Regions from separate parts of the Mus musculus genome. Here regions 2, 3, 4, 5, 6 and 7 are each linked to region 1. The links are chromatin loops, found by intact Hi-C in ENCODE. Cell type or tissue: heart. All regions are shown on one strand. Region 1 holds the start of Gm31125 (a long non-coding RNA gene). Region 2 overlaps Tceanc2 (transcription elongation factor A (SII) N-terminal and central domain containing 2). Region 3 holds the start of Ssbp3 (single-stranded DNA binding protein 3). Region 4 has its middle 13 kb from the start of Mrpl37. Region 5 has its middle 25 kb from the start of Cdcp2. Region 6 overlaps Ssbp3 (single-stranded DNA binding protein 3). Region 7 holds the start of Mrpl37 (mitochondrial ribosomal protein L37).

What was found. Hi-C counts contacts between places; a loop is a spot of excess contacts. Peaks named below come from ENCODE experiments on the same cell type or tissue, not always from the same donor. Only the 100,000 strongest peaks of a DNase experiment are listed, where the experiment ranks them.
Region 2: a loop joins it to region 1, with 8 times the contacts of the local background. A loop is called at or near these places in 26 of 42 quality-filtered maps.
Region 3: a loop joins it to region 1, with 10 times the contacts of the local background. A loop is called at or near these places in 32 of 42 quality-filtered maps.
Region 4: it touches region 1 in a loop (2.7-fold over the local background); 11 of 42 quality-filtered maps call a loop at or near these places.
Region 5: a loop joins it to region 1, with 5 times the contacts of the local background. A loop is called at or near these places in 6 of 42 quality-filtered maps.
Region 6: a loop joins it to region 1, with 10 times the contacts of the local background. A loop is called at or near these places in 32 of 42 quality-filtered maps.
Region 7: a loop joins it to region 1, with 4 times the contacts of the local background. A loop is called at or near these places in 11 of 42 quality-filtered maps.

The regions. Positions count from the first base shown.
Region 1 is chr4:106,838,095-106,842,094 of GRCm38, reverse strand. Gm31125 (a long non-coding RNA gene) reads left to right here and starts at 1,934. Exons shown (of 2, transcript XR_376510.1): 1 at 1,934-2,106; 2 at 2,401-2,817. In heart, a CTCF peak has its summit at 2,053; DNase peaks (open chromatin) are centred at 2,034, 2,494, 3,024 and 3,964; H3K4me3 peaks cover 2,918 bases; H3K27ac peaks cover 3,820 bases.
Region 2 is chr4:107,162,306-107,166,305 of GRCm38, reverse strand. Tceanc2 (transcription elongation factor A (SII) N-terminal and central domain containing 2) reads left to right here. Exons shown (of 5, transcript NM_025617.2): 3 at 617-758. Among named protein-coding and RNA genes, the nearest start is that of Tceanc2, 14 kb to the left of the region's middle. In heart, no CTCF peak of the experiment used is centred here; a DNase peak (open chromatin) is centred at 1,895.
Region 3 is chr4:106,907,538-106,911,537 of GRCm38, reverse strand. It overlaps Ssbp3 (single-stranded DNA binding protein 3), which reads right to left and starts at 68. Exons shown (of 18, transcript NM_023672.2): 1 at 1-68. It overlaps Gm52672 (a long non-coding RNA gene), which reads right to left. Exons shown (of 3, transcript XR_003955091.1): 3 at 3,946-4,000. In heart, no CTCF peak of the experiment used is centred here; DNase peaks (open chromatin) are centred at 107, 1,177, 2,287, 2,967 and 2 weaker places; H3K4me3 peaks cover 4,000 bases; H3K27ac peaks cover 4,000 bases.
Region 4 is chr4:107,051,867-107,055,866 of GRCm38, reverse strand. No RefSeq gene overlaps it. Among named protein-coding and RNA genes, the nearest start is that of Mrpl37, 13 kb to the left of the region's middle. In heart, a CTCF peak has its summit at 2,456 (motif pointing right); no DNase peak of the experiment used is centred here.
Region 5 is chr4:107,119,472-107,123,471 of GRCm38, reverse strand. No RefSeq gene overlaps it. Among named protein-coding and RNA genes, the nearest start is that of Cdcp2, 25 kb to the right of the region's middle. In heart, a CTCF peak has its summit at 2,102 (motif pointing right); DNase peaks (open chromatin) are centred at 1,821 and 2,061; H3K27ac peaks cover 749 bases.
Region 6 is chr4:106,986,037-106,990,036 of GRCm38, reverse strand. The region is part of intron 4 of Ssbp3 (single-stranded DNA binding protein 3); the gene reads right to left. Among named protein-coding and RNA genes, the nearest start is that of Gm12786, 39 kb to the left of the region's middle. In heart, CTCF peaks have their summits at 236 and 1,867 (motif pointing right); DNase peaks (open chromatin) are centred at 1,886, 2,156 and 3,276; H3K4me3 peaks cover 598 bases; H3K27ac peaks cover 3,259 bases.
Region 7 is chr4:107,065,669-107,069,668 of GRCm38, reverse strand. It overlaps Mrpl37 (mitochondrial ribosomal protein L37), which reads left to right and starts at 2,803. Exons shown (of 7, transcript NM_025500.2): 1 at 2,803-3,219. The coding sequence starts at 2,874. It overlaps Cyb5rl (cytochrome b5 reductase-like), which reads right to left and starts at 2,675. Exons shown (of 7, transcript NM_001346552.2): 1 at 2,624-2,675; 2 at 846-1,057. The coding sequence starts at 1,046. In heart, a CTCF peak has its summit at 2,353; a DNase peak (open chromatin) is centred at 2,758; H3K4me3 peaks cover 2,107 bases; H3K27ac peaks cover 1,448 bases; H3K27me3 peaks cover 336 bases.

The DNA.
Region 1 (4,000 bases):
AGCATCACACACACACACACACACACACACACACACACCCGCGCAGCTGACTCTTGAAAGTTGTCCTGTGACATATAGCATCACACACACACACACCCGCGCCTAGGCTCTTTAACCACAGAGATAGAAACAAGGCCGGAGGGTGGGGTACCTCCTCTGTGTTCATGTCTTCTCAGTGGCTCTGACCCTGCTCTGTACTCTTCTATCTGGTCTCGGTCTTTTAACATTCACTTCTGCTGTGTCACTTTCCTGGCCAGACAACTTTAGGGACCCTCCACCCCCTCCCCCAGCCCCTATTCTGAGGAATAGATTCCAGCTCCCACACCTTCCATGCATGGTACCTGAGCCTTGGCTCCCTTCTAACAGCATGATTCACATGTCATGCATTCAGTCTGCAAAGTTTTGGTCAGTTCTTGTTTTGTGCCAATCTCAGGAACATAGATGCTTAAGTGTTCAGGAGCTAAGTGTGTTTTGAGAGCTCAGAGTCGGGGGCTCTGAGGAGGGGCACGGACAGAGACAGAGACTGGGCTCCTGCCAGCTCCCTTCTTGCTGGTTTCCTGTTTACAGCTGCCCATCCCGCCAGCACAGCACACAGATGCTCCAGAGAACTTTGGTGAATTTTCAGACCTGCAGTTCAATTACAGAAAGAGAAGCAGGCAACTTGGAATCCGCCTTCAGCAGCCCTGAAAACCTCTGAGGAAGCCCCTCTAATCCCTCCATGTCACGCGCACTCCTCGACTTCTGCCTTCCTCTCTCTCCCCCCCATCTGAGGACATATGGCCCCTTGAAGTTTTTGTTTGCTTGCAGGGGAAAAACCCACCCTGCCAGTGTGGAGTGTTTCTCTTTCTCTTATTATTATTATTATTAAGCATCAGGAGACAGCAATCTGCGTGCAGATACCGTGCGTGCATAATTAATAAAAAATCTCATTATTTATTTATAAAAAAGACGCATGGGGAACTGGGGAACTAGGGCTATCCCCATTATCTGTGGAGAGAAGGGGAGAGACAGTTTTTGAACATTGGATCCTTCCAGAGAAGCAAATCTCTATGCATGCAATGAATAAAAACCCATGTGCTCCTGTGGGGAGTGAGGATCTGTGCCCAGGGGGCATCCGAAAGCAAAAGCGTGGTCAGGAGCTTAAAAAAGAAAAGGGACTGATGAGAGTCTAAGGCTCACTCACAGAGCAGAGTAAGTATACCATGTTTGAGGAGACCGGCAGGATAGAAATACTGAGAGACACGGGTTTAGTAGCTAGTCCAAGGAAGATAACCTGGGGCAGACTCCAGACTCTGGGAGAAGCAGCTGGAGGGAGAGATGCTGGCACAATCCCATCACTAGTTACCACATTAAAAAAAAAAAAATCTAGATGCCAGGTGAGGGGAGCCCCTGGGTTGGCTATGACTAGGTAGGTAGATGATTTTAACTTGATGGTGATGGCGGGGTTCTACATGGCCGTTTTGCCCTTGGCCTCCTGCTTCTCTGATGCCCGGGCAAGACCTTCAGAATTAACAATCCAACTTATTACGTAACAAACCCTGAGATCAGGGAATCAGGGACCAGCCTTTCCAGGTTTGCAGAGTCCGGGGTGAACCTTCTCACTCTCTTCTTTCTCTCTTTTTTTCCCCCTTGAGACATGCTTTAAAATAGAAAACAGGCTTATGCAGGAACCAACCCATAGACAGGGGTTGACTGGCAGGGATCTCCCCCACCTTCCAGTGCAAGTAACTCGTGCAGTGGAACGCTCGCTCAGTCGCCCCGGGTGGTGGGCTCCGGGAGGGGTGCGGGGAGCGCTGGGGGTGTGGGCCTGGGCAGCAGCCCCCGCAGTGTTACCCGGGCGCGTGCAGGGAAACGTCTCAGCAATTCCAGCACCCGAGCGGAGCGCGCGGGAGGGGGGGTGCGGGGGGGGGGGGGAACGGGCGGCGCGGGGCACCTTGAAACCGCCGGCGGCCGCGCGCTGATTGGCCCAGCCGCCGCCTCGGCGTTCCAGCCAGGCGCCCCTCCCCCCGCGCCGTCCACCCCGGAAGGAATTTCCTCCTCTGGCGGCCGCTATTGTTGTTCGTCTTCGCTGTTTGGGTCGGATCGCGTAACCATAGTATCCAAACTGTGTCCGTGCGGGGCCCCAGCCCGGGACCCCCGTGCCCCCCAGACCAACCCTCCACTTTTTTCTTTTTGCAGTCTAGTTATCATGACTTCATCGGACTCCGGGGAGCAGAGGAGGGGGATGGGACGGGGGGGGGCGGGGAGCTGGCCCATTCCTGGCGGCCCTTACTTCGAGATGGTTTCAATTAGAATTTTTAAAAAGTCTGCTTTGTGGGTTCGGGGCTTTTACATCCCCCCTCCTCCCGTAAAATCGTTGGCCGGAACTCGAATGGGGCTTTCCCTCCGTTTCCCCCCTAGAGCTCTTCGCTCCAGCCGGACTTCCCGGCTCAACCGGGCGACGAGGGCATTTGCAGTAGGAATCATCCCCTAAACGCACCCCGGACCTCGCGGCTGCGCTGGCGAGGCCGGCGATGGGGGCCAGGACCCTCGGACACTACAGCCTCAGGGCACGTCCTGCTGGGGTTTGGGGCTCTCAGGCGATGTTCTGGGAGAGGAGGTTCGCGGGATGGATGCCTGTCAGTCACACCAGGAGGGGTGGCAGAGGATAAAGGGGTGACAGGGAAGCAGTTGACAGGTTCTTGGGTAGAACAAGCCTCCTAGCCTCTTTAATTCCCCCCACCCCTCATCTCTGAGCCACAGACGAGTAGGTGCGTGCGTAGAGCCTGGACCCAATGTCTGCCTCAACCTCTGAAGAAAAATAAAAAGGCAAAACCAGCCTTTTCCCGCGAAGTGCCTTGTGCGGGGAGGGGTGGGAGGCAGCAGCAAGTCCGCACCGAGCGGGCTGCGCAGCGCGGGAGCCCCGGGGCTGGGCCGGCGGCGGGGGGCGGCGTGTGCCGGGGGGCATCTAGTATTCCCAGAACCCTAGCGTCCTCGCGGCGCTCGCCCGGGCGGGGGAAGTGGCGGCGGCCCGCCAAGTTCGGAGCAACAGTGCCCCCTAGAGGCCGCGCGGGTCTGCAGGAGGGGTGGAGAGGGTGTGGAGGGTAAGGGATCTAGCTAGTACATGGGACCAGGGCGGCTGCCATAGGGTTAGAGGCCTAATAAGTCCTGGAGCACGGAGCTGGACTGGGGTGGTCCTTGGCAGGCTGGTGACAGGCTGGAGGACGGCCTCCAAGTGACAGTTCTAAGGGCTGGAGGATGGGGTAGGAGGGTTTACGTTTCTGTTCTAGAGTTTAAAACTTGGTGGAAAGTCGGGGGCATCCAACTGCCTTTCTGGAGGATGCTGGACCTTTAAGCTTCCCCAATCAAGTCTCGGACCTGCAGTTACTAAAACAGACCCCTAGAGAGAAGATCCTTCACTCATAGGCTTGTTTGAACCGGCCGTTCTGTTTTCACTGTCTTTGGGGCCATTCTTGAGGCATCAAGTCTCATTTTATAAGTGAGAACTCAGAAATTTCACTTGTTCAATCAGCAGAGAACTGAAGTCCCTGTTTTGTGTTTTATCTCCTGCATCATGGGGACGGGAACCTAGGTTTGGGGAGCAGTCCAGGCTCTCTGTTTTGCAGCCCTGCCAGACCGGGTGGAAGTGGATGCTCCTGGATGGGGAGAGGGGGCCTACAGATAGGTAATTTATTGCAAAACGCTGGGCTCTAGTTCTCAGTGTCCACATCTGTAAAATGGGAGGGGGACATGGGGTTATAAAGAAGGTATCCAGCATCCCCCCCCCCCCCCCGCTCCCCCAACACCCTTAGGTGACACAGCTAGGCTCCTCCTCTTTCGTCGGCCACGCCCTCTCTTGTGCTCTTTTGCTCCTCGATTAGGGTCTGCAGAGCTGGCTTCCTCCCTACTCGCCCTCCCTTCTTCCCTGCAGGGCTCCGGGGGCCGCCCCCTCCTTTTCCCTCCCCTCCTGGCTGGCGCAGAGCTGACTGCGGGAGGGAGCGGTGGGCTCGCAGCCAGCAGA
Region 2 (4,000 bases), 320 kb before region 1:
GGAAGGATGGAGGGAGGTGTGTTTGCGGAGGGTGTAAAGGGACTTAAATTTCATAATGCTTTATTTTATGAGGAATGGTAAAATTATAATCTCATTAAGTAGTGGTTTACTCTCTGTACCTTTTTGTGTGTTTGAAATTTTTTTAAAAAGAAGTTTTCTTTCTCTCAGGAAAAAAAAAAAAGTTGAGTTTTCTCCTCTGGGAAGTGGGGAACTGTTCGTGTAATTTTTTTTTACTGTTGAAGTAAGCATGGCTTTATGGCTTCTCTGCTCTGTGCATAAATTAGGACACTTGAGTGAGCTGTGAGGGTGATCCGCCTTAGCACTCACCGTTTTCATTCCTCTCTCCTGTTTCACCTCTCATGGGGGATGTGCCATGGTGCCCGGCACGGTGAGATGAAAAGTTGCACTTTTCCTAATAGATGCAACTCCCCAGATCTGCAGTAAGCAGGCCTGCCTCTAAGCAATTACCCCTCATTTGGGGCCATCAGACACACTGCTTTGGTTCAGGTCATAATCAATAATTCATATGTCAATAGGAGAGCCATTAGCTCAGGTGGAGGCAGATGTCTTTCTAATGAAAGGGTTCCATTTTCCAAATAACTGTTCTTTTTTGCAGAGAGTTGTGGTTATAGAAGACATAAAAAGATGGAAAACTATGTTGGAGCTTCCTGATCAAACCAAAGAAAACCTAGTTGCTGCCTTACAAGAATTAAAGAAGAAAATGCCCTCGAGGGAGGTGTTGAGATCCACAAGGATAGGTATGCTCCTGGCCTCTGAGATGTACTTCCAGAGTGTCTCCCTTCTTCCTGTACACCATGAGTTACCTGACCCATCTGTGCTTTCCACACTTGCTGGAGGGGACCGTTGTTTAGAACACTGTACTAGCCTCAGGCTGGGGATTTATAGTAAAAAATAGTGACATATGTAAAATATAGTAATATATAGTAAAAACAATTTTTAAACTGAAGTGAAGTACACAAAACACAGTCCTCAATCTTTTAAACTTTCTGCTTTCATTTTCTTGTGTGTTGGGGATGGGCTTGGGTGTGTGTTTGCCACAATGTGCACATGGCAGTCAGAGCACACGTTAGTGGATGTTTGTTCTTCCCCTCCAACATGTGAGTCCTGGGATCTAACTCAAGTTGTCAGGCCACCTTACTATATCTCTCCCACCTTTTGATTAGAGTTAGCGGAGTTGCTAGCATAAGATAACTATTATTATATAAGGTTTTAAAAGCATATGTCCAATATCTGTGCTTACCATATAGACTACATACAGGTAACATTTGGAGTGTGCTTGATGCTGACTGTGCAAAATGATTAAGACTTGGTTGTGACCTTGAGGAGCTGAGGGTTTGGTAGAGAGGCGGTGGTGTAGACATACAGCAGTGGTACCCCACTGTAGCTATAAATAAGCACATGTGACCCTCTGTCCACTGGATCTGGAGAGTCTGCATGCAATCGGAAAGGATAGGGCAGTCACTACAATCTGGGGACTTCAGAAAGGCTTCATAGAGGAGGTGGTGATTCAGTTAAATCCTGAAAGAAACTCAGCTTAATCTGCCATCAGTGGCAATAACTGGCGAAGCCTTGTTTATAAAACAAAACGATAGCAACATTTGCCACCATGTCATTTATTATAGCTTTGGAGAGATTTCAGAGGTGAGGGAGGGAGTGCGTTGAGTTGCCGTTTTAGTACAGCACACAACTGTGGATAATATGCACGGGAAGAACAACATGTGTTCCTCGAGCTGCTCTCAGCTCCCCGGGGAGTCCAGGGCAGTCCTTCACAGCTGCTGCTCCTGCCCTCCCCAGTGCAGCCATCGCCTCCTCTGCCTCCCCTTGACCTCTGAGCAGCATCACCCTGTCACTAACAGCTGGGAAGAGCTTTACAGAGTCCCCAGGGAGCCCCCAAGAGTCTTAGAGTTGCACCCCTGTAATATAAACCAGAATCTGAGGAAATTAGATGCTTAAAGAATATAAAACCCTATCATTATAGCCAAGGAGATGCTACCCATCTGCTGCAGGATTTGCTGTCTTTATAGGTTGTGGACGCTAGAGGGCAATGTGACCATTCACATGAGCCTGTAAGGTCTTTCCACCAGTAGAGGGTACTAGTGTTTAATATTTTGTGATGTGTTTATTGATGCATATATGTATGTATGTGATCCTGTTTAGACATATACCACAGATGCCATATGTGATCAGATCTTAAATCTCAACATAATAAGCTAGGATTGTCCTAAAAGATGGAACAGGGGAGGATTTTGAAAAACCATTTGTTTGACCGCCGAGTATGGTGAGTGTTTTCAAGAATGGGTGTGTCAGGTATCTAGAGAATACAGCTAAGGGCCGGAATAGAACTACCAAGAGGTTTGACTTAGCAGGAATTGGAACCCGTCCAACTTTTGAACCCTGACCTTATTGAGCCTTCCTTAAACTTGAAATTGCATGGACTGCTGAGGGTTCTTGGTTCCTTTACAGTTATATCAGATAAAAAGCTTATTTGGATCACTTCCTGAGAATGTTTATGCTTCAACTTTTAGCCTTCCTGCCTCCCTACCTTGTGGGATGTAAGCACCAAGTATCTACGGAGTGTCTTCTGTGTGCTGGGAGCTATGGGGTATAAGGGAGACAGGAATTGCTCCCTTCTTTCTGGAGCTTTACATCTGACGGAAACGTAGGCAGTTTAATAAGACAGTGCTCTGACGATGGGGAGAAGTTAGCCAAGTGTGTGGAAGCAGGGAAGAGCGTGTTGAGGAATGTGTCAGGCAGAGGATGCGTCCTGGAAGCTGAGTGGAGGCTGGAGGTGCGGGAGAGAACATGGTCGTGTTCCAAGAGCTCTGAGTTGTTAGGTGTATTTAAAATGTAATATGCCAGAGAGTATGGCAAGAAATGCAGCTGAGAGACGGTCTGAACCAGATGGAGACGGCTTTTCATAAGCAATCTGACAATATATTAGTTATCTATTACTATATAAAACTTCCCTAAAATGTAGCTGCTTAAGTATTGTTTCTCATAGTTTCCCTGATGGTCAGCAATTCAGGAGCCAGTGTATTGGAGTGGTTCCGGCTCAGAGTGGGTTTGGTTTGGTGTGATGTGGTAGGGGCTCTTACAGTTAGTGATTCTCTTATCTCCATCTCCTAAAAACTGTGATCAGAGGCGTACCCCACCCCTCCTTGTCTTTGAAAAGCTTGTTATCGGACTGTTGCTTAGAGCTTCAGTCATCCGAGGGCCTTCCTAGAGGCACACTTTAGAGGCTTGCTCAGAGAAGGCCCTTAGTTCCTTGTCACATAGACCTGTCATTATGGCTGCGCCTCACAGCAGCTGAAGTCCCCAGAGCCAGAGATACAAAAAGAACAAGAAAATAAAACAACAACCGATACAGAAGCCAAAATTTATTGTTTGTTTGTTTCTTTGGTTGGTTTTTATGAAACTGAGTTTCATTGTGTACTCCAGCTTGGCCTGAAACTCACTATGTATCCAAGCTGGCCTCAAACTTGTGATTGTCTTACCTCAGATTCTCAAGTGCTGGGGTCACAGGCCTGAGCTGCCACTCCTGGCTTATCCCCATTCTCTCTTCTCTAGTCCCTCCTGAGAGCCTACAGGAAGAACGGTGCTAACCCTGTTCTTCATAGTTCTATGCCATAGTCTTTATCCTGTTGTCTCTCTTGGCATTCTAGGTAATTTCTTCCAAACTACCAATTCTCTCTTCTGCTGATTCTAACTCATTCATGAGCTCGTTATTTCTTTTTTTTTTTTTTTTTTGTCTTTCAAGACAGCCCTGGCTGTCCTGGAACTCCAGAGCTCTTTATTTCAAAGCCATTTTCATTTTTTCATATTTCCTATTTCCTCTAGAACCATAGAACATCCCAGAGGAAATGTCCAAAAAGATATTGGATGCAGCCTTTAATCCCAGCAGTCAGGAGGAAGAGTCTAGGAAATCTGTTAGTCAAGGGCAGCCAGGGCTACACAGAGAAACCCTGTTTCACAAGACAAA
Region 3 (4,000 bases), 69 kb before region 1:
CCTTCAGCACCGCTGCCGCTGCCGCCGCCGCCGCCGCTGGTCTACTTGGAGCTCAACCGAACGTGGCTGCCCCGGCAGGAGCGCGGCGGGCGTCCACGCCCCGCGACGGACGGCCGCGGCGGCCAATCGGCGCGCGGGGGCGGGCCTGGAGGCCGAGAGGGACGCCTGTCAGCACGGCCGCGCCAGTCCCGCTGCGCCTCCTCCGCGAGCCGCTGCCCGCTCGTGCCCCGGCCGGGGGAGCGGGGGGCGAGCCTTGGCGTTGGGGTGGGGCGGTGACTCGAGGGGCTCGGGCGTGGACTGGAGCACCCGGCCGGCGCGGCGGGGACTGGGCGCTGCGACAGCAGGCGCGGACCCCGGCTGGCCCGGCGCGCCCCTTTCCGCGTCGGCCTAGCCCCCAGCGCCCCCGCCTCCCCGTGCTGAGCGTACCCTCAGCGGGCCAGGACCCCGGCCGGCCCTGCTCCCCTCTCCGCCCCACCCCGGGCTGCCTGTGCCCAGCCCTGCCTCCCGAGCCCCGGCCAGGGCTGCACGCGGAGCTGGGCGGCCGAAGCTGGCGCCAAAGCGCGCGGCTGCTTCTTTACTAGATCGTTAAAATACTTTGGGAAACCCCAAAGTGGAGCCGCGCGAAAATGGCCCTTGGCGTGCTCCAGGCAAGCTGTAGGAGGGAAAAGAGGTCTTGGACTAGAGGGAAAGAGAGTTGATTTCTCTCAAATTTCTGAGGTTTGCTAGCCCTGGCAAGTTAGCCTCTCGCCTTTCCACGGGAAAGGGTTCCGTTTGGATGAGGGACGTCACCTGGACGCCTCGCGACTCGGAATGCGCGCCGCAGAAATCTCAAACTTCAAATAAATGGAGCTAAATTGGAGAGTAGGGGACCAGAGTCGGGCGTGGGGGGAGGGGAAGCTTCCATTGTCAATGACCCAGGTGTACAATGGGAAATGGGGGGTTGGCAGAGTGACCAAGCTTTTTGCTCACGACTCCTTTCTGTCCACTCGAGGAACCCAAAAACCTGCAGTGTATTCTCATTGGAGTCTCCAAATCAAAAACTGGTGAGATAAGGGATGGCTCCCCATTTTCATACTGTTTTTAGAGCGCGGTTCTCTTTAAATGTGATAAAACATTGTCGGCACTGTCTCTTTAAAAGAGTCAAGCAGAAAAGCTGTGTAAGCGCTGATTGGCTGCCTGTTTGGATACATCTTTAGGGGAGCCTTGAAACTGTTAGCCTAGGTTGATTTTTTTTTTTTTTAACTGCGCTGTTCCAATAAACAAGTAACGCCCCTCCCCCTAACATGCCTCACACCAAACAATTAAAGGATAGGTCAGTGTCCTGGGGAAAACACGTTTTAAGTAGGAAAACTCAGAACTAGATTTCAACAAAATAAACAATAATTCCCTACCATTAAAGTTTGCTTTTTTTGCCCTGCCGAAGAGAGAAAAGGGGTTTTTAAAAGAAATGCCCCACGGCAAACGGATCTGCACTGGTTCAGGAAGGAGACTCCGGGTGCATTTTTGGAATAATGTTCTACACTTGTAACAGCCTCCCTAAATTAGAATACAGCCAAGCACCGTGGACCCCTCTGGACTCTGCTCTCTGCTAGAAACCAGAGCTCAGACAGAAGAAGGGCAGAAAAGAGAAACACTGAGACCTAGTTTGGGGATGCCAATGCCAGCCCCTAGTTTAAAGGTTGTCTTGTCAAGAAAGGGAGAAGCGTGGAGGTTGGGAGTTGAAATACAATGGTAGGAGAGAAAAGGAAATAATTACAGTTATTTTTCCCCCTAGGCAGTTTAATTTAATAGGGCCAACTTAAGGTACCTTTAGAGCCCGCGCTAATTAAATCGGTCTGCTCATACCCTTCCTCTGGACTTCCATTTTTGATGGGCTAGGAATGGTCAGAGATGGTTTGTCAACACAGTGACTCATTGGTGTCTGCAGGTCCCGCAGATGAGGAGGACCAGTTGGGTCTTGGGGGAGGGAAGGCACTGCCCTTCGGGGGCCCACTGCCGAAGCCCCCTCTCCGGGTTGGCCATGCCTAGCAGCCCAAGAGCTGAGCCACCTCAGAGCCCCTTGCTCATCCTCGCCTGTCAGCTGGCAAAGGTCTGGGGGAGGAGGGGTCTTTTAAAATCTCTGGATAGTCTGATGTTCCAACAGGCTACTATTCCTCTTGCCTTTTCTCCTTTGCAAACGGACTGGCCCCTCCTTCCTGGGCATGTGTGAGAGGAAGGGGGGGGGGGCTGTTTGTTCGGAATCTCTGTGGTCTGCCCTTTGTGGAGGCTTGACAGAGTGAGGCTCCCAGTGGGTTGGTTGGCTAAAGGAAACAGTGAGAGAACCTAGGCAGAGAGACCAGAGGGAGGTGTCTTAGCTCTTGGCAGTGGAGAGGCAGCTAAAGGGTTCCCTAGAAGACAGACCTTTCTCCAGCCCCAGCTAGCATGCTGCAGCTGGCAGTTATCCAGAGTCTTAGTCAGATCATAAGCAGGCCCAAACACCCATAGGTGGCCTTTCTGCCCCTAACTTATCTTTTCCCACTAGGTTCTCCTGCCTCCCTTAGAGCACATTTTTGGGCTGACACCTCTACTTGGAATGCCCCTCACCCCAAGCCCTTTCTCTCAACTATCTTCAAAACCTAACACTCCTCCACAGATAGCGCCTTCCAAAACTGCCTGCTCCGATCCCGTCAGCTTGGATCTCATTTGTTCAACTGAACCTACAAAGAAGTCCTCCCTCTATCCAGCCCATTGTGTAAGCCACTTGTTTACTGTCTGTCTGCCCCACCAGACAGAAAGGGAAGACCTACATTTTAATCATCTGGGTATCTCCTGAACCCAGCACAGGTTCCATACCTGTGTGTATTCGGACCTAACGGGACACCAGGGGACCCAGGGGAGGAAAAAAAAACAACACCCCAGGCCTGAAGTAGCTCTGGGCTGGGTGAAGAGATAAGAAACTGACACCACCCACAATAGGATTAGATCAGACCACGCCCTCTGCTAAGCCCCACCCACCACAGCCTCTTCCACCTGGAAGTACTATACTGTCACATCCCAGAGTGACCAAGCCATTTCTTTCAACTTCTCCTCTCCCAATCCTTTTGTTTCAGAACCTGTTTATTAAACACCTACTATGTAGCATACGCTACCCCGAGCACAGAGTAGTAACCCAGACATAAACACAACCACTTATCCTGTGAGGCTTCCACTGTTGTAAAACTCTCTGCTGGGAGCCTCTTCCTGTGACACACGACTTCCTTACTCCAGCTGGACGGTCGAATCCCCTACTGAGGGACTTCCTGTGCACCCACCCCACCCCCCACCCCGAAGCTTCCAGGCTGCAAGTAAGTTACTCCTCCAGCAGACCAGATCCGAGTGCCAGGCACCAGGCTACACCTTACTTGAGTGCGATCCACTAAGCACACCCCCCTCCACCCCCATAGAAACATGACTCCACTCCTTGGGGTGAGGGAGCTTGCCATTCCACTGGGGACTGCCACATCCAGCGACGATGCTAAAAGAAACAAGGATCAGGACAGATGAAAAACTAGCCCGCTTCTTCCTCTCCCAAGACTGCGGAGGGTTGGAGCGGGTCAGGCCTTGGAAAGGTAGCAGTCGAAAGAGACCTGAAGCCAGTGAGCTCAACCCAAGGAAGCCGTGCTTGCCAAGGACGCCAGGGTATCTGGTTTCCTCTGGCTGGTTCTCAGCTCTCTTGGTGGTGTGGTGGTGTTCCTCACAGCTGCTGGAGGCTAAGCCCTCCTCCCCTCTGAGCCTGTTGGGACAGAAGCTTAGTTAGCATCCAGCCCTTCCCCCCTCCTGCCCCCAGCACAGTCCAGGGAATCCTACGGAGATTCTTCCATCAAAATCGCCACCAGCTCTGCAGGAAGCCTTGGCCAGCCCCTAGTCAGCCCGGGTTTGGGCTGGAATTCCCCCCCCACCCCCGGGCATTAGGGGCTCCCTGGGAAGGGTGCAAATTCCAGCGTCTGAAGACCTGGTTTCCAAGTCCCCATTGCTTTGCTGG
Region 4 (4,000 bases), 210 kb before region 1:
CTGTGAGATATTAGTATGTGCTGTATGCAGACCACACCGTATGCCTTCTTGCCTCTTAAAGACCAGGTCCTGGGGCAGCTATGCTTTTGCACACATGTGAATTCAGACGATGCCTGAGTTTCTTCATCCAAATCCTGAAGCTAATATTACTTCCTTTAGAGTTTTGGGTGTCTCTCCCTCTCCCCATCCCCCCTCCCTTCCCCTCTCCCACCCCCCCCTCCTCCCGTGTTTTCTTCTCCTTCCTTTTTTCCTTTGTCTTTGAGACAGGATATTGCTATGTAGCCAGCCTTGCCTTGCTTTGCTCTTCTCTTCCGTTAGCATCCAGAGTACTGTTGGACGTGTGGCACACACTGTCCCTTCCTTGTCAGAGGCTTGAACCTACGAAGAACACTGTACCACTGAGCCACATCTCTGCTCACCTTTCTAATTTGGGAGATTCTAGAGTTGCCTGTCTTCCTCCCTCATGGCAGGTACTCTAAGCCTGTGCTGAGCTCTTACGGAATATTTTCTTCTTAATATATGAGGGTTTTATCTGTATATATGTCTGTGTACCAATGGATGCTTAGTGCCCAGAAAGGTTTGGTTGTGAGCTGCCATGTGAGTGCTGGGAACTGAACCTGGCTTCTCTGGAAGAATAGCCAGTGCTCTTACCTGCTCGGCTATTCAGGTTGTGTAAACACTCTCAGTGACTGTAGAGGCTCTGAGAGAACATTCATTATTAGAGATTCCTGGCTTTCTGCTTCATGGGCTTGACATTGTGCGCGGGGGGGGGGGGGGGTTGGGGGGGGGGATGCAGAGATGGCTCAGTGGATAAGGGCACTGACTGCTCTTCCAGAGGTCCTGAGTTCAAATCCCAGCTACCACATGGTGGCTCTCAACCATCTGTCATGAGATCTGATGCACACTCTTCTGGTGTGTCTGAAGACAAGGACAGTGTACTTGTATACATAAAATAAATGAATCTTAAAAAAAAAAAGTACTGAGTGATGGGTATGTGGAAGGCATGATGAGAAACCATAAGAACTGTCCCCATGTTCCCCCGTCTGATGTTCTGAGTCAGCTTCCCTGGTATACACCTGGGGACAGACCCTGTGGGTGTTTTGGGAGAAAGCCTAGGCCCAGCACCTGTGAGGAGCACAAATGGAAGAGATGGCTCTGCCCACTGCATCTGTGATCACACCTGAGGCTCCAGTGGGGTCCCTAGAACCTGAGAGCCACATGGCTCATACATGGGTAACTGCCACTCCCGCAGAAGAAAGGCCTTGGGTGAGGTGGCTCTGAATACCCAGGTCTCCTATGGGAAGAGCAGAGAGAGGCCTAGTAGCTTGGTAATAGTAGCTCTGAGCCATGTGCTCTTTCACCTCAGCCAGCTTTGGGGCTTAGCAGGGGCTGCAGGACTTGGGGATAGGAAAGATGGAGGGATCTGGCAGGCTAGGTGCCTGGGAATGTGGAACATGGAGGGTGGAGGAAGAAGTGCTATGTAGAGGAGGAAAGAAGAGGGGATGCAGGGTCACACTTGGGGCCAAAATAATAGTCTCATAGTGAATGTGCCCAGCCAATTGAAAAGCTCCTTCATTCTGACAGCCGAGATATACCTATGATCCAGATACTCAGGGAGAAGCAGGAAGGTCTGATGTTCAGGTTCATCCTTGCCTACACTGGGGATTCCTGCTCAGCCTGGGCTACACTCATCTCTAGTTCAAAAATAGGTAGATACTGGTTTTTTTATTTTTAAGGATGAGGGAGAAAGGTTGGCTCAGTTTAGTCTCACAGGACTTATGCCTGGCCTGGGAGGAGGCCATCCCCACAGCCTTCAGGATCCAGCTGCCCCAGGTCCTCTGCAGAGTGGGCACTAAGCTCCTGCACACCATCTTTCACCTTTGGTGGGCTGCAGCTAATCAGACTTTCCTCGGATCACTTTGGAGGTTTTAGAAGCCCCAGCTGAAAGGGGTTCACTTTCTGCTGACTTTTCTCTGAGGCTAGTCCTCGGTGGTCCCAGGCGATGCTTGCCAGATCCCTTGTGATTTCACTTGGAAGGCTGGAGGGAGCTACCCAGGCTCAGTTTACTTATTCAAGTCCCTTGAAGCAGGCATAGAACCCAAAAACTGTCTTTTTAATATGCCCGTATGAATGCTGAGGGTACGGGGAAACCTGAACTGCCCACTCCCATCCTGGGAGCTTCGAGAGACATGAATTTACTTACAGCCAACTCTAGGATGTCTTCCTTGTCTTGGATGACAAGTTGGCAGCCATGAGATCCATTCTCAATAGTTCCCTGAGTGTCTAGTATGTGCCAGACCTCTGATCCAAGGCTGTGGATGCTGAGCAGACGAAATAGGCCCTGCAGCCACAGGATTTGCATTCCTACATAGAAAACCTCTACATTGGGACAAGATAGCACCACCTTGGCCCACATCAGCTACTGACCACTGCCTAGGAGACCATAAGATTTGGAAGGAGGCAGTTCCCAGGAGGGGGCATACTTGTGAATCACTGGCGGCTGAGGATGATGTTAGCACTGCCCTCCCAGGCCAGAGAGGGTACGTGGAGTGACAGTCTCTGAGTCAGTGATACAGGGTAAAGGCCTGAATGGAGAGGAGGGCAAGCATTGGAGACAGTGTGAGCTCTGAGCTGGGTAAAGTTTGGAGCAGCCTGCAGAGTTGCAATGGAGCATCTCTGCCAAAAGAGGAAGTACAAGCGACTGGGTAGCCAAGCCTCCAGAGACCTTTTAGAGGTGGCAATTCAGCCAAAATCAGGTCTGATGTTAGAGTGAGCTGGCCCTAACTCCAGTGCCTGTTTGTGTATCTTTCACTTTGCCATCTACACCCACCCTGGGTCCTGGGAACCAGACCTCTTCAAACACATGCAACAGCCAGGTCCTAGCTGGCTTTTCCCGCTCCCCATGGGGAAGCACCCTCTGCAAGCATCCTTTCAACTTTCAGGTGTCCTGGTGGGTAAGAGCCTTAAGGCACTAAAGGAATGCCATCTGGTAGCTGGGGCCTCAGCTCTACCTGCTGGGCCATACAGTCTCCCAGCAGGGGCTTTCCCTAAAAAGATTGGAGGTGGGGAGGATGAACCTAGGAGAGCCTGCTGTCTCCTTCCCAGGCTGGCCCCATTTTTCAGTTCACAGGGCAGACAGAGCAAGGCCAGCACTTCCTGTCGAGGATGCTGCCACCTGAGAGCATGCTCCATGAATCTACTACCTCAGGCCACTGCTCACCCGACCCATTTAGGCTCCATCTTTCGGGAGTTGAGCTTTTTGTTTTTGAGACCGGGTTTTTCTGTATAGCCCTGGCTGTCCCGGAACTCACTTTGTAGACCAGGCTGGCCTCGAACTCAGAAATCCACCTGCCTCTGCCTCCCAAGTGCTGGGATTAAAGGCGTGCACCACCATGCCCGGCTTCAGGAGTTCAGCTTGTGGAGAGCAGGTGCTTCTAACCCAGACAGACCGATGTGGGGACCTCCAAATGTGTCAGGACTGGAGTCCTGAGGCTCCCTACATCCCTGGCAACTTAGCCATTCACACTGTTCTAGTACTATGTACTGTGAGCAAGGTACTGTGCTGGGGTTGGGAGACTCAAGCTGGGAGCCACAGTCCCTGTCCCCAGGAGTTCCTAGTCTTGCCACTGACAAGAACTAGTCTCCTATGGATCTGCAGTAACAGATATTCACCAAGGCCACCCGCCCCCCCCCCCCCCCACACCTAAGGTCCTGCCTGAACACTGGGAACAGTCGTCCTGCGCCTGTTCCAGGGCTGACTGACTCAGCAGCCTTCAGTGTTCCTCTGCAAACACCCACTGAGCACCAGCCAGAAGCCAGACCCTGGATTGGAGAAGACTCAGCACAGGGCCTGGGGACTCAGCTGCCACAGCTGAGGAGCCTTTGGGGCTTTGGGGGCTTGGTCCCAGGGAACAGATAGGAAGGCACGATGAGATCCAAGGTTTAGGTGACAAACTGCCAGGGAATCAAGGGCTGGGCAGGGGGTTATGGGGGTTCACCA
Region 5 (4,000 bases), 280 kb before region 1:
CTTGAGTGCTGCGCAGGTGTACCAGGATACAGGTGAATCCAATTTGGTGGAGATTTGCCCCTGCTGCCCTGATTAGCTGAAGCTGCGTGCCTGGTGAGGTGGCGTGGCCTGCGGTTCGTGGATGAGAGAGAGTATAAAAGGAGTGAGAGGCCCAGGGTTCGGGGGAGATATAAACAGGGGAGATATAAACAGGGGAGATATAAACAAGGGAGATATAAACAAGAAGAAACAGGACTGAATAAATGTGTGCAGAAGGATCCTGTAGCAGCGTCGTTCTTCCTGGCCAGTTGAGCGCGCGCAACACACAACGGCCGGTAAACAACAGCTTCAGGAGCTCTGACATCCTCTTCTGACCTCTGAGGGCAACTACACTCATATGCGCACACAAAGGGACACATAATCAAAAGTAAAATAAAATCTTTTTTTTTTTTTAAGAAAGTAATCTTCAGTAGAAACTTTCCTTTGACATTTGAATCCCGTCTTTGCTAGGCTGGTGATGTACAGCTCAAATGCTTTCTCATGATGCCAGGGCAGCACCAGTAAGCCACGGCTCCCAGACAGCCACACGGTGAACCTCAGCTCTAAGTTAGGCGTGTCCACCGTGCTGTAGACTCAGTTCTCATAGCTTTATCTCATATAATCCACCACAAGTTAATGAAAACCAGTATTATTCATTCATAAAAATTTCATTTTTCATTTTTTCACATGCATGTATGTATATATGCTGGTTTGCAGGTATGTGTGCACACGAGTGTGGAGACCTGAGGTTGACATAGGTCGTTTTCCTCAGCCACTCTCCACCTTATTCATTGAGGTAGGCCTCTCAATTGAAGCCAGAGCCTGCCTACCACTAGTCTGGGTAGCCGGCGTGCTCAGGAGAGCCCACCCCACTGTCCGAGCACCAGAGTGAAGGCTAGCTGCCATGCCCACCTGGCCTTTACTGGTTCTAGGGATCCAGACTTCAGCCCTCCCACTTACACAGCAGGCTTTCTTCTCACTGAGCCATCTCTCCAGCCCCAGGGACGATTTCTCTGTAAGGACATGGTCTCTCTATGTTGCCCAGACTGACTGTTGTATTTCCTGAGTGCAGGCATCACAGATGTGCATCCTACCACACCGAGGTGAAGTGGTTGGTTTGTTTTATTTACTTCAGTGTGTGTGACCGGACTCAGGGCCTTGAGCAAGCTGGGCCAATGCTCTCTACCCCTGAGCTACCCAGATCGGGAGCCAAGTAATGATAATACTGCAGTGTTGATGAACCTCAAAGCATTTCATAAAAAAAAAAAAAAAAAAAAAACAACTAGATACAAAAGGTCATGTGGTGTATGATTCTAATTATATGAAATATGTCCAGAATTGATAAACCCATGGAGATAGCATGCGAACTGATAGTTATAGGGACACACCCCAGCAATGCCAGCACTCAGGAAGCTGAGGCAGGAGGATATAGAGTTTGAGGCCAACCTAGGCTACAAGCAAGACTTCATCTCAATATGAAATAAGTGAACAGGAGTAAATGTAAGTAAATAACAAGTAAAAGTACGTTATGTGAGTTTCAGCTCAGCCAGCTGCTCTGACCTCGTTAGCTCTATCCTGTTCCCTGCCATGGCCCCATATGGTCCAGCTCCCCGGGTTGGCACTACAGGCCTTTTGGGGCCCAGCCCCCCTTCGTTTCTCAGTCCCACTCCACCCATGTTCTCAAGGCCTGCCAGTTCAGCTACCGAGCAATCATCTGTAATGCTTCTGGGCCTTCGCACACGCTGTTCCCTCTGCCTAGGGCGTTTCCCACTCTCCCCCTTCTCCAGCCTCACGGTTCAGCTTTTGAAACTACACTTAGCGATTTTCCTCCCTGGGAAGTCTTTGGTCCCTTCTCCATCACTGGACTCCCTGCCCTTAGCATCCCCCAGGCTGGATGAACTCAGGACAATGACTGGAGGTAGTGAGGTTGAGGAAGGCTGATGCAGGGGGGCTGGGAGGGAAAGGAGCCAGATGCAAAGACAGTGAGCAATAAGTGGATCCCCTAGGCCACCCTCCCATCCCTGAGAGTAGCTGGCTGCTTTCCAGTGGAGCCATTGACCTCTCCTTGTGGCCCACAAGGTGGTGCTGTGTCCACCCCTAGCTCAGGCCTCGGGCTGGTGGGCTGGTGGGACTGGAGGGTGCTGCTCAGTCCTCAGAGCTTGGCTTTGTCTTGGGAACACAGGAACACCGTCCAGGACATGCTTGCCTCCTCTCTCCCAGACCCTCTTCTTCCTCTTAGACTCCCAGGTACCCCAACAGCATGCTGGTCAGGGCCAGAGGGGCCAGAGGGAGACTGAACTCAGCCTCTTGTAGAAAGAGCGTGTATACACTCACATATATGCAGACACACACACACACACACGTGCAGACACATACATACAGGCACAGAACACACCTGGGTGCAGCCTCCCTTTCTCTCTGTTTCTGTTGCACTCTCATGGAAGGCCTCAAGCAAGGTATGTGGGAAATGGAATTTCCTAGACAGAAACAGGCCGGGCCTACAGGCGGATACATGGAAGATAACATCGGACTTCTGAACGCATGCAAACACACCCTAACAAGCACTTGGCCCTCACACCTAGGCCCTGCCCCACACTGGCTGGTCATGCTCATGCATAGCAGTAGCGAGCCACACAGTCATGTGTCTGTTTATGACCACAAGGCTGGCCTGGGCATCGGCCACCCAGTAAACCTCCTATTCAGTGTCCCTACCATTCCACAGCTGAGGAGAAGGTTCAGTTCCAGGTAGGGGTCCTCAAACTGTCACACAGGTACCTGGCAGCTCCAAGCTCAGTTGTGGTTGGGAGCGTGCTCTTGTACCCCCTGACACCCCTATCTGGTTCCAGCTTCTTTGCCCCTGGCTGTGTGACCAAGGGTAAACCTCACTGTGTCTACTCCCTAAGGCTAGATTCACCTCCACCTACCATGGGGGCATGAGGAACAGTTGAGGGACTGGGGCAATGGGGACATTCTGGGAAGACACTTTTATCTCAGAACTCCGTTTCTAACTCTGATGTCCTGATGTCTGCCCTACCACTGCCATGAATCTGTGTGTGTGTGTGTGTGTGTGTGTGAGAGAGGGGGGGGAGAGAGAGATGGAGACAGAATGACTGTGTGTGCGTGAGAGAGAGATTGGATGTGACCATGTGTGACTATGTGTGTATGTAAGATTGTGTGTGTGTGTGTGTGTGTGTGTGTGTGTACGTGTGTATGTTTGGTTTGTGTATGAGAGAGAGATTTTGTGTTTGTGTGTGTATGTGCGTGTGTAGGTTGACATTGGGTATCTTCTTCAATCACTCTCCACTGCATCTTTCCAGACAGGATCTCCCGATGAGGCCGGAGCTCACTGATTCCCCAGCAAAGCCCAGGGACCACTGTGTCCGCCTCCTCAGCACTGGGATTACAGGCATGCACCGCCAGTCGGCTTTTTAAGATGGGTTCTAAGGGGTCAAACTCGGCTTATGTGGCAAGCCCTTTGCCAGCTGAACCATCTCGCCAGCTCCATTCATTAGTCTGCTGCCTCCCAGTACTGTGCTGGGCTCAACAACAAGAAAGTGAACTATACATGGCCTTCACTTTCTGTAGATTCCAACGACGGGGGACGACAGATCTGAACACTGACAGTGGAACAGAGGCTGCTGGGAAATGGGACAAAGGTAAAAAAGTCCTGACAAGTGAAGGTTCATGCAATAGCCCCAGTGAAGCCCTCCTTGTTCCCTGCTGTCCACCGTCTTGCTGCCTCTGGACCTCTGCTTACTCCTCCCAGAGACCACCCTTGCTTGTGTGTGACTGCTGTCTGTCTCTAAGAGACCACCCTCTGTACCTTCAGGCCACTTGGATCTTGTGACTCTTTGGTCAGCTGGAGCCATCTAACCAATGGCCAGTGGCATCTCTCCCGAGGTCTCATGTCTCTGGCCCTAAGTCTATCACTAACTGCTGTGTGACCTCAAGCCCATTCTGTAACCTCTCGGGCTCAGGAGGC
Region 6 (4,000 bases), 150 kb before region 1:
ACCACTCCTCTACTAAGCTGCCCTGAGTCTTAGCCTGAAGGAGTCAGGCCTGAGTCCTGCCCTGGGGGAAGTAACATCCAATTTTGCCTCTCAGCACCCCCCAATATCACTGGTCACAGTGCCCACACTGGATGGAGCCAGGTCCAGATAACCTTGGCCAGCACAGACCTATTTGGCAGTGGAGGAGGCTAACACGGTAACCAAGCAATACCAGTTCCTCCTGAGCACAGCTAGAGGGCAGAGTGCTGGCTGAAACAGCTAGCCTTGCCTTCTGAGGATATTTGGGCAAATGCCCCTATGGACTGAAGGCCATGAGAAATTTTTTGTCCTTACGCACATATACAATGAGCTGAGAGATCTCCAGGCGGTCAGAAAGTTGGCTTCTCTGCCACTCGCTGTTGCTGACACCACTCAGTAACTCAAAGACACTGGAGTGGTCTTGAATCCCCAACTCCCCAATTGTCCTGTACTCAGAAATAACCAAAAGCTTTAGCTGCTGCCAAAAAAGAAAACAGAAAGAAAAACCGCAGGAACACACCAAATCCATGTCCAGCTCCTTTGCCCCTTGGAACAAAACCCATTGGAGACACACACAAAGAAGGGAGGCAAGACAAAGGAAAGGCCAGGTCACACTTGACAAGGAGCTTTCTTGTCGTTTCCAAAACAGAACTGTCCTCCATTAAAGCGCTCTTGTTGCTCGGATGTTGGTGCGGGAAAGGAGGGGCTCACAACTCTCAAACAAAAGCAGGGCCTGGCGGGTGGGGAGGCCTGGGCAGGCTCTGTCTCCCTGCACCTTGTATGCCTTTGAATGCCCGCAGATCTAGGTCCAGGGCTGGCAGCTGTCTGTTATTATCTCAGCAACTCCAAGGGCCCCGGACCAGGGAGTGTGTCCCGAGCAGGTGAACACCATCTGCCTGGCTCTGGTGAGATGTTCCTCTTCGTGCCTGCTGCTGCCCGCCAGCTGTATGGCCCAGAGGAGTCACAGGGAGTCTACGCACCCTCCCAGGACAGTACTTTAACCCTAGTCAAAGGTCCCTCTCCCTTGGTCATCACCTGGCATTTAAAAACACTGGTCACCTCTGAAAGAAAAATTTTAAGGTTTTCTGTCAGGGAGGATGTGCAGAGTGTGGGACATAAGAAAACAAGAGCCCACTGACACACCTTCCCAGAGGCTAATTTTAAGAAGGGTTTTTAATTGATCTATAAAGAAAAAATTCTACCTGCCTTTTAAAAAGCACTCCCTGCATTAGCTAAAACATTCCCAACACACCCTAGCCCATTTCCTCCCTCCCTGGCCCTCCCAGTTTTAATGGGGGTAAGTGGCTCCCTGATGCAATCTACAAGGCCGGGTGGATCCAGACCACAGGGAGGGAAGAAGCCGGGTGGGAAGCAGGTCTGCTGGGTCGGGTTCACAAGGGGTGACTCTGAAGGTCTGCAGTTCTGGCTCTGCCTTTTCACTCCCCTTCCCTCTCCTCCTTCCCTCCACTATTTTATAGGTTCCTGCATTTTTGCTGCTGGGCTACTAAACAACTGTAGGTGGTATCCTACACCACATGACAAGCCAGTGACCCACCCTGCTCTAAGAGGCCGACTTATGGGTCTCACCAAGGAGAAAGGTTTTGGTGGATAGGTAGGATAAGCCTGCCTGCCTGCCCTTGGGTCTGGATTTGAGGATGGGGGTGATGGCACCTACAGGAAGCATCATGTGTCCTCATTCTTGGAAGGAGTATGCAGAAGGGATACACCCCTAGTGCCATTTCTCTGGGGCTCTCAAGCAATAAGAATTCTGCAGCTGGACATACTGCTTCCTGGGGTGAGGAAGGTCAGGCAAAGGCGGTCCCTGAGTAGAGAGCTGGTTGTCCCAGAAGGGGGCAGCAAAGTGAAGGTCTGATCATGGGCAGCCACCAAGCTCCAGAGTCTGAGATAGGACCAGGCTACATGCGACACACGGCAGCTCAAATGCCCACGGAAAGGGCTCTCTTTTCCTGAACAAAAGCCAGAAAGGATGAGCCCAAAATGCCAGAGGCAGCTCCTGAAGAACCCTGGGTGCTGGTGTGCTCTTGGGACTCCCTAACTCGCAGGACCTGTTGTGGAGCTTAGCTTGTAAAGACAGAGGAGCTTGCAAAGAGCTTGTGGAAACAATGGCAGGAAGCCGCTGGCCACACAGGTCCCTAATCAGAAGTGAGTCAGCCAGCCACAGGGCTGAGCCATCCTGGCTTCTATCCTCCATCACCATTGGGAAGAGAGGCAAAGAGAGGCCACTCACTGCACTGAAGGAACAGGCCTTCTGCACCCGGAGCCCACATTGTAGTCAAGTTCTAAGGTCTTCAAGTGGAGGACAAGCTAAATTCCTGTCAGCACACAAGCCGTACCAGTAAGGCAACTTGGTGGGTAAGAACACGTGCTGTGTAAGCATGAAGACACACACAAAAAGCTGGGCATGGCCACCTGTGCCCTACTATAGCACTGGAGAGTACAGACAGGTAGATCCTGAGAGCTTTGTATCTTACCAGCCCAACCAACAACCAACCAACCAACCATACACACAACCAACCAACAACCCAACCATACAAACAAACAAAAACTGTGACAAGAAGGGACAAATTTGCTGGGTGTGGTGGCGCATGCTTTTAATCCCAGCATTCGAGAGGCAGAGGCAGGTGGATTTCTGAGTTCGAGGCCAGCCTGGTCTACAAAGTGAGTTCCAGGACAGCCAGGGCTATACAGAGAAATGAGAAACCCTGTCTCGAAAACCAAAAAAAAAAAAAAAAAAGGAAGGGACAAACTTAAGGTCATGAAATCCCCCAGCCCAGAGCAGGGGCTAAAGGGGCTAACATGGAGCATGTGTCCAGTCCCCCTAGACCCCTGCATAGTGACACATCTCAGTGAGTCCCTCTGTGTGCAAGGAAGCCCCACTGACAACTGATCCTCACAGTGCTAGAAACTTTCGCCAATAAGCTGCTGCCGCCTTTGACTTAGTTCAAACCTCCTAGCCCATGCCAGGGGCTGCTTGTAGCTCCCACCTTGTTGTGGGAGACACAGAGCCTTATAACACTACACCCTGTGGGAGCTATTAGACTGTGAGTCTCCCCTCTGGTGCCAGGTGATGGATCCAACTTCCTGAAAATATGCATCCTCCTTGAATCTACTTCAGAAAGGCAGGCCTAGGTGGGAGGCTAGGGAGGGGCTGGGATGGGAAGGAACATCCTGTCTGCATCAGAGCAGGGAGGTGGCTCTGGAGCCACTCATGTGCACTTCAGCCTTTCCCCCCTCCTCAAGCAGGAAGTGTTCACTGGACGAACAAACATGCATCTGGGGTCACACTAGGGTTAGGGCAGTGGAGCCAACTCTGATTTGTGGAAATGAGCCATCCAAGACAATGGGTCTACAAGCCACAGAAATCAGCTCCAGATGCAGGCCAGAGACAGCGGCCTAGGGACCTGCAGGGTAATCAATCCTGCTGATGGTTTATTCTCCAGAGGAAGATCTGGGGGAGGGGGCTGTACCGCGTGGCTCCAGCACAATGGGAGGCAGCTGGGAGCACAGCCCCAGGACGCTCCTCTAAAGCCTGAGAATCCGGTCGGCTGTTCTGCCTCTGGCCTTCCTATCTTCAGCTAGAACCCGGGAGGGAGCAAGGGACACACCGCACTCAACCGTATGCCTGTGCCCTGGAGTCAATGTCCAAGGCCTCACATGGAAAGTGTAAAGTGTGAGGTCTTAGGCAGCCCTCCCTCTGCAAACATCACCTCTGCCCTGTGTCTGGAGTGGATGCTGCTTAGGTTCAGAGAGCTGGGCTTTCCGAAACTCCAGAGCAGGGAGTGGGAGGGCCTTTACTTTTAGACCTAGGAGGCAACCAAGTGGCTGAGATGGGAGACAGAGGGAACCAAGGCAGACAGGCAACAAGGAACTGAGCTGGAGCCAGTAGCCAGGTCTCCCTGATGAACCCGAGGCTCCTCCTTGCCAGCTCCCAACCTGGACTTAGTCTCCAGGCAGAGAATTA
Region 7 (4,000 bases), 230 kb before region 1:
GAGTACGCCACCACACCCAATTTTGTGTATGCATTTCCAAAATGTAAATTACTAGGGAAATTAGTAAATTATTATTACTTCATTACAATTTAAAAGATAAAATTATTAGATTGAAATATGCTGTTTTGCGTGGCGGTGTCGCACACCTTTAATCCCAGCACTCAGAAGGCAGAGGCAGGTGGATTTCTAAGTTTGAGGCCAGCCTACAGAGGGGAGTTCCAAGATAGCCGGGGCTATACAGAGAAATCCTATCTTGAAAATCCAAAGAGAGAGAGAGAGAAAAAAAGAGCTGTTTTGTAAGACTTACCAAATTTTGTAATACCGCGTAATTTTCTGTTACCACAGGTGATTACAGAGCCACTACATACTGAACAGAACTACTGTAAAATGAACGAAGGCTTAGAAAGGGAAGAGAAAGCCATTGGGCTCCAGAGTAACAGCAACACGCCCTATTTACCTGTCTGTATCGTACCAAGTTAGTGTGCTCTTTTGAGGGCAAGGACTATGCCTTGCTCACTCACAAATCCTCATTGGCTTATAGGGCCTGGTGTATAACAGGTATTCAATGGATATCTGTTGAGTGAAATAATCATTAGGTTTGGCGTTAAACATTACAAATAACTTGGTCCATTTTATAGATGGCAAAATAAAGGCACAAGGTTAAGGGACTTAGACTATATCCACATAGCTAACAGGCTGATTTCAGGTCCTTGGATCTATTTGCTTCCATTATAAGGACTTCTTTCTCACCACTGACTAGTCAGGGAAGGCTTCCCATAGCAGGGGCACTGAGCAGGGCAGGGCGGGGCAGGGCCAGATAGATATGGCCACTCTGGACTCCTCACCTGGCTCTCAGGTGGTTGCTTCCCACTCAGCAGGCTCCTGTCATTTCTGGCTCGGGCTGTTTCCCATCTTTCCAGGTCTCGGTAGTAGAGGTCAAAAACACAGGGCGAGCAGCCACTGCCGCAGCACTGGGAGGGCAAGGGCTCCACAGGCTTCAACCGCAGCCAAGCCTCAGAATCCTCCTCCTCCTCCGTCTCAGCCATTGTCAGTGGGGCTTGGGCAATAGGGGGTGGGAGGGGGGAGGACACAAGTGAATAAGCCAGGCCTCTCTTTGCTGTCCGCCTGGGAGAAAGAAGATGTGGGGGTTGTACTCTGTTCTCTCTCTCACACTCTCCCCAAGGCCCACCAGGCTATAGGGACAGGGATGGCTTAACCAGAGGATCTGCTGTCATTTGGGGGCATGCTTACTGCTTATAACTATTGGGGTTTTGTGTGTGTGTAAATCTAAGCAGAGGCGGGGAATTTGGATTCAGAAGGCCTCTCCTACTGTGCAGGAGCTCTTTGACTTTGGTGTGTTTCTGAGGCTGGGCCACCAGTGAGAATGAAGTTGGTGTCTCACTCTTTCTGTATTCTGCCAAACACCTGGCATACAGGAAGCTCCCATGGCCTGGTGAGTGTTCGTTCCCTCTATAGTCCGGGAGCTGGGTACAGGATTTGGTGTTGTAAGGCAGAAGGCACAGGACACGGTCCCTGTCCTTGTTAAGACCTAGCACGGTGTTATACTCATCCAGTCACTCCATCTGTACTGTGCATCAGATAACTGAGTGAATGGTGCCTCTCTTTATGGCAATTACTCTTAGCATTTGGGAAGGAGATGTACTAAGACAAATGAAAATGCTTTAACTGTAAACTGCTGGGTAGTCTGAGTGTTAGTCATATTGTCCTCTGCCTCTTTTGCATTCATGGGGGTTAAATAGTCCTATTGTCTCAGTCGTTTTGGAAACTGGTAGACAAGGTGGCCACTTCATGCACAATTTTAAAGATGAAGTTCCTTCCCATCTGGGAGGCACAATCCCTGTTGCAGCCTCGCCCTGGATGCTTATCCCTACTCTTCAGGCCTTGGCTGAAAGGTCATCTCCTCTCAGAGACCTTCTCAAGTGTTCCCCTTGTCATTACCAAGCACCTTATTTGTTCTACTATGTATTCATTTGTTAACCTAAAGTGTGTGTCACGCAACTGCTCTAGAAGCCAGGGAGAGTTCACGGGCCGGTCACTAAACAATGCAACTCTGACAGTGGTCAAACAAGAGAAAAGACCTAAGGGACAGGAAGCATGTGTGTGTTGCCACCGTTCACGTCGTGCACTCATGTACTCACTCGGTGGTCCCTCAACCTATGCCCACCCGATGCTTACTTAGCACAGTCCTCACTCTGACCCCCGCAGCGAGCCTGCCAGAAGCCAGTGCACTGGACCCGCCTCCGGGAATCGGAAAACTTAGCAGCAGCAGAGCAAAAGTAACTCGCGTTCGGCGCCGGGCGAGCCGCAGTGCCAGCAGTCGGCCGCCAAGCTGGCATAGAAAGAGGTACCCGGGCCACTCGCAGGCTCTGGGAAGCCGCAGCCAGGAAAGTGTGGGCAACGCTGAGAAGGGCGGAAAGGATGGCAGTTCCAGAACTCATGAGGCGTCGGACCCGCTAAGGCATTTTAACTCCTAATTTTACAGCGAGGAGACCGGGCCCTCTCACGTTCTAAATGCCTAAGGGTCAAAGGCGTGCAAAGTACAGATCTGAGGTCCCTACGCTCCTCCGCGCCGGCCGCGAGCTCCACCACCGCGCTCACCTACCTACCAGCAAGTTTCTTCACGTGTGGCACTTCAGAAACCCCAAGCAAAGAGCACCTTCCAGGTTCCACCAATAAGGATGGGAACTGCCTGAGGGGCGGGGACAAAGCAAGCATATTCTAATTGTGATTGGGTGAAGTGTCTGTCATTCGCAAAAACCCGTCATTGCGCTCCGCCCCTTTGGCTCCCAGCAGTCCCTGCACGGGCAAAGATGGCGGCGTCCAGGTAGAGGTTTTGTAGAAACGGAGTCGGTATGGCCTTGGCGTCCGGGCCCGCTCTGCGGGCACTCGCTGGCTCTGGAAGGCTCGGCCTCGGAGGTTACGGGACTCCGAAACGTGGGGCGTATGAGTGGGGCGTGCGCTCCACGCGGAAGCCCGAGCCTCGCCCCCTGGACAGGGTGTACGAGATCCCCGGTCTGGAGCCCATTACCTACGAGGGCAAGAAGCACTTCGTCCCGTGGCTGGCGAGGCCGATCTTCCCGCCGTGGGAGCGCGGCTGGAATGACCCACGCTTCCACCGTGCCGCCCCGATCCACGAACAGACTCTGTACAAGGAAGAACCCTGCTACATCTTCCACCAGCGTTGCCGACTCCTGGAGGGTGAGGTCTCAGGACAAACGGGAGGAGACGCTGTCCCAGGCTCAGCAGTGACCCCGAGCCTGGGGAAGTTTCTTCCTCTGGAAGTAGAATAGAGTAACACCCGGCTTCCAAGAGTTGTCAGATCAAGGTGTTTGTGAAAGGGAGCAATGGAGAATGTGTGCAGAGAGGAGGGGATTTGTCTCCATGCGTGGAGAGGTGATAATAAAGCAGGTCTACAACGCTCCTTTTCTGGGGGTGTCTTTTGTTAAAATAGGCCTGGGATATGTTTTCAAAGAAAGGATTTGCACCCAAAAGTCTACCCACTTAATAACAGGTCAGAATGTCTTGAGCCTTTTCCTGAGTTGGAGGCCAGCCTAATCTACAGAGTGAATGAGTTCGAAGACAGTCAGGGCTACACAGAGAAACCCTGTGGGGAGGCGGGGGAGATACATCAATGTCTCAAAGTCATTCTGTTTCTTAAGAGGAGTGTCAGGAACTGTTTTCCAGAGTTGAACCCTCTCAGGATCAGGATGAGGATAGGGAAGATCCTAAAACCAAAAACAACTGAAGTCTGTGGGAGCAGAGATTCCAAAGGATAACTAGGAAATACAGAGACCCAACAAGGTTTGGAGCCAAATTAAGAGAATCAGTCATAAGTTTGGAAAAATCGATAGCCATAGGCCAGCCTCCTAAAAGGCCCACTTCTATGCCTGCAAGCTGATATTTTTGGCCATTAACCATTTTCTGTGAACTCAGGAGGTGCTGTGAAGGATCTCACAGACACGACCCCTTTGCATTACCC